2 separate regions of the Homo sapiens genome follow, and region 2 is linked to region 1. Evidence: read pairs that join two places in POLR2A ChIA-PET (ENCODE). Cell type or tissue: GM12878. All regions are shown on one strand. Each heading gives the region's core, and the rest is flanking DNA. Links, peaks and the distances in the headings are about the cores only. Region 1 overlaps RLF (RLF zinc finger). Region 2 has its middle 28 kb from the start of COL9A2.

Region 1 (4,394 bases), core at 101-4,100:
GGGAACTTTGAAATGTAATCATAGTTCCAAAACCACTTCCCTAGAACAGTGTAATATAGTTCAGCCTCCTCCTCCTTGTAAAATAGAAAATTCCATACCTAATCCCAATGGGACTGAAAGTGGGACTTATTTCACAAGTTTCCAGCTGCCTTTACCAAGGATCAAAGAATCAGAAACTAGGCAGCATAGTTCAGGGCAAGAAAACACTGTAAAAAATCCAACCCATGTCCCAAAAGAGAATTTTAGGAAACATTCACAGCCCCGGTCATTTGATTTGAAGACTTACAAACCTATGGGATTTGAATCTTCATTTCTGAAATTTATTCAGGAAAGTGAAGAGAAAGAAGATGATTTTGATGATTGGGAGCCTTCAGAGCACTTAACATTAAGTAATTCTTCACAGTCCAGTAATGATTTAACAGGGAATGTTGTGGCAAATAATATGGTGAATGACAGTGAACCTGAAGTTGACATACCTCATTCTTCCAGTGACTCTACAATTCATGAGAACCTGACTGCAATCCCACCTTTAATAGTAGCTGAAACAACAACAGTTCCTTCCTTGGAAAACCTGAGGGTTGTATTGGACAAAGCATTAACAGACTGTGGAGAGCTTGCCTTAAAACAGCTTCATTATCTTCGGCCAGTGGTGGTTCTTGAAAGATCTAAGTTTTCCACACCAATTTTAGACTTATTTCCAACAAAAAAGACAGATGAGCTTTGTGTAGGAAGTTCATAAGTAGCAATTTTGTTTTAGTAACAGACTGGCTCCAACACTGCAACATGGGGACATTTGCCAACTCGAACAAAGGCTGAGAAGCAGCCACACCGTTGTTTAGGGTAGAATAGGCTGTGTATTTACATGAATGTATAATATCTATGTCAGCAGTATTGGCTGAGTCCATTAGCTCTCCAGTTGGTTTAATGATTGGGTTTATTTTTGTTTGTTTGTTTATTAAAAAAATGGAACTGTACACTTGTTTGGTGCTAATTAATACATCAAAATATACTGGGGCTTCCTTTTTCAAATTAAGTGTGCATGATTGTATATGGAACAAATACTAAGGTCCCAGGGTGGGAGGGCTAGGGAAAGGGATATGGAGTTCTTACTTGACTTGAATGTGCACCTGAGGGTGCTTTGTGTAATATATTGTACACTACAGCATCTTATATTTTTTGAGTTGAGTTTCAATAAATTACAATTTTTCACCCATTCGTTGTTTACTCATAATGAGCTTTCATGCCACATGTAAACTGAAATTGCACTTGTATTTTCTGAAATATGCCATTCACATTTTACCCCAGTAATTTTTTTATTTATTATTAGCTAAATCATTCAGAACAAGGTTCTTTTTTTTTTTTTTTTTTTTAAGACAGAGTTTCGTTCTTGTTGCCCAAGCTGGAGTGCAATGGTGCAGTCTCGACTCACTGCAACCTCCTCCTCCCAGGTTCAAGTTATTCTCCTGCCCCGGCCTCCCAAAGTGCTGGGATTACAGGCATGAGCCACCGTGCCCATCCCAGAACAAGGTTCTTTTTATCTTAAAATTTTTGTTTTTGTGGAAAGATAATTCTGAGATTAATTAGCTGCGGGAGTCAAGATAGCTCCCAGAGGATGTCCAGATGTTGGCCGAGTAGAAAGGAGAGGATATGCCAACCTAGAACATGAAGGACGTAGCAAATTCAGAGGGCATGTTTCTAGGAAACTACAAATAATTTGATATGCTGGCAATAAAAGGGGAACAAGAGAGTGACATCATTGTAGAGATAGCAGGAACTAAATCATGAAGACTAAGGAGTTTGGATTTGAGTCTATAGGCATATATCAGTTGAAGTGTGGAGTGCTCACTTGATTTGAGAAGCTGAAATTGGAAACAGTATACTTGAAGTAATTGAGGCAAGCTTGGTGAGTGTATTTACTGACAATTGCAGCAGAAGGCAGAGTAGATGAAGTATTTAAGGAGACAGGATTTTGGGGGCTTGGAGAGTGAAGGAAAAGATTTGGTACTGATGCAACCATTTTAAGTAGGTATACAAAGAAGGAATGAATATTTGGGAAGATAATGGAAACCAAGGTGAGTTTGGCTTTTAGATGTGTTGAGTTTCATTGGACTGTGGGATGTCTGTCTAATGAGGATAGCAGTATATCCTTTTAATACAGCAGCTTCATTTCCTGTTGCTTGTGAAGTTTTCAACTACTTTCATTAGCTAGTAATGAAGTGACTCAGACAACTAACATCTCTTTCTCATCCTTGTGGTTAGATTTTTTTTTTTTTTCAACGGAGTCTTGCTTTGTCGCTCAGGCTGGAGTGCAGTGGCGCGATCTCGACTCACTGCAACCTCCGCCCCTCCAGGTTTAAGCAGTTCTCTGCCTCAGCCTCCAGAGTAGCTGGGATTACAGGCTTGTGCCACCACGCCCGGCTAATTTTTTGTATTTTTAGTAGAGACAGGGTTTCACCATCTTGGCCAGGCTGGTCTTGAACTCCTGACCTCGTGATCCACCCTCCTCGGCCTCCCAAAGTGCTGGGATTACAGGCGTGAGCCACCACACCCAGTCTATTGTGGTTAGAATTTCAAGACCTTTTCTCTGACTCTTAAACCTTATTTTCTTGTTTTGTCAGCTCTTCAGGAATTTCATTCTGTCACCTCACCCTGAGTCTAAAGCACTCCCATAACCAAGTCGTTTATTGTCTCAGATCCCAGTAGGTAACAGAGGATTCTGAGAAATCCAAGTGATCTGAGTAAGACTCTGTTGAAAGAAGTGGCAGAAACAAGGATCTTAGAGACTGAGACCAGTATTGTTTCTTTGGAATCAAGCTAATTTCTTCAGTGGCTTTAATTTCCTCACTTACGAAGGGAGGAGGTAGAGGTGAAAGGTCCCTTTTTGTGATATGAGCATGAGAAGCACCTGTAGGCCTAGTAAAAATTCCTCATACGAGAGAGATGGTTAGTCCAGAGTAAGAGAAAGCTACTAAGACTGAACTATATCCATTCAACCACACAGAACTTGTAGCCCCTGGAAGGACCAAGTGAGGCCATTCACAGTGGAACTAAACCTAGATTTTAAGAACCCAATTAGGCCGGGCGCGGTGGCTCATGCCTGTAATCCCAGCACTTTGGGAGGCTGAGGTGGGCGGATCATGAGGTCAGGAGATCAAGACCATCCTGGCTAAGACGGGGAAACCCCGTCTCTACTAAAAATACAAAAAATTAGCTGGGCATGATGGCACACGCCTGTAGTCTCAGCTACTTGGGAGGCTGAGGCAGGAGAATCGCTTGAACCCGTGAGGCGGATGTTGCAGTGAGCCGAGATCGCGGCATTGCACTCCAGCCCAGGTGACAGAGCGAGACTTGTCTCAAAAAAAGTAAAATAATTCAAGTATAAGCCTAAGTAGTTGATCCCAAGATCACTGTCTATCCCAGTTAGAGCAGCTTGCATCATTTGATCTTTATTAAAGACTTTTGGCTGGGCGCGATGGCTCGCACCTGTAATCCTGGCACTTTGGGAGGCTGAGGCGGGTAGGTAACCTGAGGTCAGGAGTTTGAGACCAGGCTGACCAACATGGAGAAACCCCGTCTCTACTAAAAATACAAAAATTAGCTGGGTGTGGTGGCAGATGCCTGTAATCCCAGCTACTCAGGAGGCTGAGGCAGGAGAATCGCTGTTGGACCCTGAAGGTGGAAGTTGGAGTGAGCTGAGATTGCACCATTGCACTCCAGCCTGGTCAACAAAGCAAGACTCCATTTCAAAAAAAAAAAAAAAAAAAGACTTTCCTGTTTAAACCAGCATGAGTGACTATACGATAATACAGGGCAAAGGGTTATTTTTTTAGCTTGTAGTAATCATTTTAACTTGATATCTCTGGAATTTGTCCCAACCCTGGCACAGACCTGAAAGCACTGACTTTGTTTTCAAAGCTTTTTCAATTCAAGAGTGCCTCCAAAATGGTGAGTAGGAATGAAGACTTCCAGACACTTCTATTCTTGCCTTTACCCAGAATTCTCTTGCTTCAGTGTTTTCCCCATTTTCATGAGCCCATGTGTGAAATAGGGTAAGGAACTGTGGAGGAGAAAGTTTTTTATTAGCCTTCCTCAGGGTATTCCATTCTCAATCTATCCTTTCTCAGTCCCAAAAGGCCTACTGAGCTGAACTGCCTAAGACATAATCATTCACCAAATATTTAAATACACACATTTAAAGAGATACAATTCCAGATGCAATGGGAGACAAAAAAAAAAAAAAGTTGTCAGGGCCATCAAGAAGCTTTCACAAGGTGAAGGGAGGGCTGGAGTATCTCAGAACATTGTTACTTAAAGTGTGGTAGTGGGCCAGCAGTATAGGTGTCACCTAGGAGATTGTTATTAATAAAAATGCATAAATTCAGGCCCTACTCCAG
Region 2 (4,394 bases), core at 93-4,092, 100 kb after region 1:
GGCCATACAGGCTTTTCCCATCATGCTCCTCAGTGTTTTTCCTGCCTCCTCCCAAAGTTCAGTTCCAAAACCACTTCTACATGTTTAGGTATTTGTTACAGCAGTAACATAATCTGTATTCGTTTTCTGTTACTCCTGTAAGAAATTACCACAAATGTAGTGGCTTAAAACAATACAAATTTCTGGCCAGGAATGGTGGCTCACACCTGTAATCCCGGCACTTTGGGAGGCCAAGGCAGGTGGATCACAAGGTCAAGAGATCGAGACCATCCTGGCCAACATGTTGAAACCTCGTCTCTACTAAATATACAAAAATTAGCTGGGCATGGTGGTGGGTGCCTGTAATCCCAGCTACTTGGGAGGCTGAAGCAGGAGAATCGCTTGAACCCGGGAGGCGGAGGTTGCAGTGAGCCGAGATCACGCCACTGCACTCCAGCCTGGTAATAGAGCGAGACTCCGTCTCAAAAAAAAACAAAAAACAAAACAAAAAAACCCCAACCAAACAAACAAACAAAAAAAACACAATACAAATTTGTTACTTCTAGCTCAGTAGGTAAGAAGTCCGAATGACACGGGGCTAAAATCAAGACGTGAGCAGGGCTGCACCCCTTTCCTGAGGCTCTAGGGAAGAGTCTATTTCCTTTCCTTTTCTCTTTTCTAGAGGCTTTCTGCATTCCTTGGCTTGTGGCTCCCTTCCTCCATCTTCAAAGTTAGCAATGTGACATCTCCTTGACCACTCTTCCACAGTAAAATCTCCTTTGCCTCTCTCTTCTGTCCCTACCTTCCACTTTAAAGGACCTTTGTGATTACATTGGGCCCATCTAGTTAATCCAGGATAAACACCTCATCTCAAAATTCTTAACAACACCTGCAAAATCTCCTTTGCCATGTAAAGTAGCATATCCATAGGTTCCAGGGATTCGTATGTGGTCATCTTTGGGGGGTCATATTTCTGCCCCCCCCCCCCACCACACCCCTCTAAATCTTGTAGCCGATGTGGTCTGTCCAAGCAAACTCAGTCTTGTTAGCCTCCTGCTTAAAACTCTCCAATGGCTTTCCATGGACTCTAGGATGCAGAACAAATTCTTACCGTGGCTATTACAAAGCAACGTTTGTGAGTTGGCCCTTCTTTCCTGTGGAGCATCATGTTGCTCCTTTTTCCTCTCTCCTGCCTCCAGCATCCTGCATTGCAGGCATGCTAAACTGCCTGCAGCCTCACGGTGTCAAGGCTGCCATCACCCATCCTTTCTAATATTGCTCCTACTTGCTCTTCATCTAGTTCTCTCTTACTTGTTCTTAGATGACATCTAAACTAGACATCTAAGCTAGACATCTAAACTCTTCTGGAATCCTGCCCTGTCACTCTCCCCCGGGCCCTCTGGTCCCAGTCTGGCTATGTGCCCCCTCCATTGTTCTCCTGTCAGGGTGTATTGTATGCTACCGGAACGATTCATTTATTTTTCAGTCTCATCTACTAGATTATAAACTTTAAGAGGGCAGGGGCTGTATCTGCCTCACTGTTTATCCTCAGTTGCTTAGCAAGCGTCCAGTATGAAATAGAAACTGAGTATTTGCTGAGAAAATAAATGGGCAAGATTCCTTTGAGCTCACACAGTCCGTTCTGTGAACCCTCATTGCATGATTTGCTGGAGGATTATGGCAGAGACGTCCAATGCAATCATCATGATAGAGGAAGTGACTTGGAGCTCAGGGTGGGGGCGGCAGAGGGAGAGAGTCGAGCAGCCAGACCATTGCCTCACTAGTGAATGGCAGTGATTCCAGTTCATTCCTAGCTCAGAAAGCAACGTTTTGAGCCACAACTGTCACAACTCCAGGTTAGTCCCTAAGAAGATTTCTTTCTTTCCTTCTTTTCTTTTTTTTCTTTTCTTTCTTTCTTTCTTTCTCTTTCTTTTTCTTTCTTTCTTTCATCAGGTGTAGTTGTGAGAGGAGTTTCTTTTCTATTGATGCAAAAGAGACAACTCAGCTCTAAAGACTGACATTTATTTGCTTTTATTTTTTGTTGTCATTTGTAAAAGGCAAAATAAGGGCTGGGCATAGTGGCTCACACCTGTAATCCCAGTGCTTTGGGAGGCCAAGGCGGGAGGATCACTTGAGACCAGGAGTTTGACACCAGCCTGGGCAACATAGCAAGCTCCATCTCTACAAAAAATTAAAAAATATATCTGGGCATGGTGGCACACACCTGTAGTCCTAGCTACTCCCTGGAGGCTAAGGAGGGTGGAACAGTTTGAGGCTGCAGTGAGCCATGATCGTGCCACTGCACTCCAGCCTAGGCAAGACCCTGTCTCTAAGGAAAAAAAAAAAAAGTAAACAGCATCTATGCTTCCATCTCTTAAAAACGCTCTATCAATTCATCCACACACACCCCCACCACACACAAGCACAATTTTCATTTTTCTTTTTTTTTGAGATAGGGTCTCACTATGTTGCCCAATGCCCAGGCTGGTTTTGAACTCCTGGGCTCAAGCAATCCTCCTACCTCAGCCTCCCAAAGTGCTAGGATTACAAGTGTGAGCCATGCACCCAACCTTTTATTTTCATTTTTAAACCTTTTTTCACAATTTTCTTTTCTTCAACATGTCGTGAATTTATTTCCTGATCAGCATATAAAGATCTCTCTCATTGTTTTTTAATATTTTATTTTAGAATACATCTATTGTGTATTATAATATAACGTTAAATTTGCATTTGGCTGGAGGAGAAAGGAGGGGAAGGTATTATGCTGGAGTTTCTGGAGTTTCTTTCTTTTCTCTTATATATTATATTATATTATATTGTATTATATTGTATTGTATTATATTATATTATATTATATTATATTATATTATATTATATTAGAAAGTAGTCTTCAGACCTGGTATTTCTATCACTTTTTTTTTTTTTTTTTTTTTTTTTTTTAAGAGACAGGTCTTGCTGTGTTGAGACCCAGGCTGGTCTCAAATTCCTGAACTCAAGCAATCCCACCTAGGCCTTCCAAAGTGCTGAAATTGCAGATGTGAGTCACTGCACCCAGCCACAATATACTTTTAAAGTCACTTTTATATCTGTTAGTAGCTGATATGCCCACCAGAATCAAGGAGCTAGATGACGATGAAAATGCAATTGGTTTCCCTGCTCTCACCCTTCACCCCTATATAAATACATTATTTAACCAGCCCCTTTGTTTACAAAAATATGAATAATACTGTGAAGAAAGTTACTACACATAATGCATTGTGCATTTAATAAATTGTGTCCTTTGGATACTGCTAGAATAGGTTCTCAAAGACAAGAATAGGATTTTTTTTTTTTGAAACAAAGTCTAGCTTTGTTGCCCGGACTGGAGTGCAGTGGCATGATGACAGCTCACTGCAGCCTCAACCTCCCGGCCTCAAGTGATCCTCCTGCCTCAGTCTTCCGAGTACCTGGGACTACAAGTGTGCACAACCACACCTGGCTAACTTTTTAATTTTTTGTAGCCATGGGGTCTTGCTATGTTGCTCAGGCTAGTCTCAAACTCCTGGCCTCAAGAGATCCTCCAGTCTCAGCCTCCCAGAGTGCTGGGATTACAGGCATGAGCCACTGCACATAACCAAAAGTGTGATTTTTTAAAAAATCATTTAATATATTGCTGGTGTTTCTCAGAAAAAAAAAAACTTTTAACCAATTTAAACTTCCAAGTAAATGAAAATGCATAGTTCCCTGTATATTCAACAACATTAGGTATTATAATTAAACTTCTTTTGCTGGTTTGATAAGTTTTTTAAAATCTTGTTTCATTTATTTTTAATTTTTTTAGAGACAAACTCTTGCTGTGTTGCCCAGGCTGGAGTGCACAATCATAGCTCACTGCAGCCTGGGACACCTGGGCTCAAGTGATCCTCCTGTCTCAACCTCCCGAAGTGCTGAGACTACAGGCGTGAGCCACTTGGCCTGGCTTAAAAATCTATTTATTTATTTATTTATTTATTTATTTATTTATTTTTGAGACACGGTCTCACTCTGTTGCCCAGGCCAGAGTGCGGTGGCATGATCTCGGCTCACTGCAGCCTCTGCCTCCTAGGTTCAAGCGATTCTTCAGCCTCAGCCTCCTGAGTAGCTGGGACCACAGGTGCACCACCACGCCTGGCTAATTTGTGTGTGTGTGTGTGTTTGTGTGTGTGTGTTTTGTTTTTGTTTTTTTTTTTTTTTTTAAAGCAAAGATGGAGTTTCACCACGTTGGCCAGGCTGGTCTCGAACTCTTGACCTTAGGTGATCTGCCAGCCTTGACCTCCCAAAGTGCTGGGATTACAGGCATGGCTCCTGGCCAAATCTCATTTTCATATGTATTTCTTTCATTGGTAATAAGGCTAAATATTTTTCTTATGTTTATTAACCACTTACACTTTTTCTGT

Evidence for each region. Peaks named below come from ENCODE experiments on the same cell type or tissue, not always from the same donor. Only the 100,000 strongest peaks of a DNase experiment are listed, where the experiment ranks them.
Region 2: POLR2A ChIA-PET joins it to region 1 with 5 read pairs; 7 of 35 experiments call an interaction of 5 or more read pairs at or near these places.

The regions. Positions count from the first base shown.
Region 1 is chr1:40,239,709-40,244,102 of GRCh38, forward strand. RLF (RLF zinc finger) reads left to right here. Exons shown (of 8, transcript NM_012421.4): 8 at 1-1,213. The coding sequence ends at 739. Among named protein-coding and RNA genes, the nearest start is that of TMCO2, 6.0 kb to the right of the region's middle. RefSeq lists an enhancer at 2,099-2,148. In GM12878, for the core only: no CTCF peak of the experiment used is centred there; a DNase peak (open chromatin) is centred at 2,193; H3K4me3 peaks cover 359 bases; H3K27ac peaks cover 1,198 bases.
Region 2 is chr1:40,343,076-40,347,469 of GRCh38, forward strand. It overlaps a transcript of SMAP2 not described here. Among named protein-coding and RNA genes, the nearest start is that of COL9A2, 28 kb to the left of the region's middle. In GM12878, for the core only: a CTCF peak has its summit at 1,716; no DNase peak of the experiment used is centred there.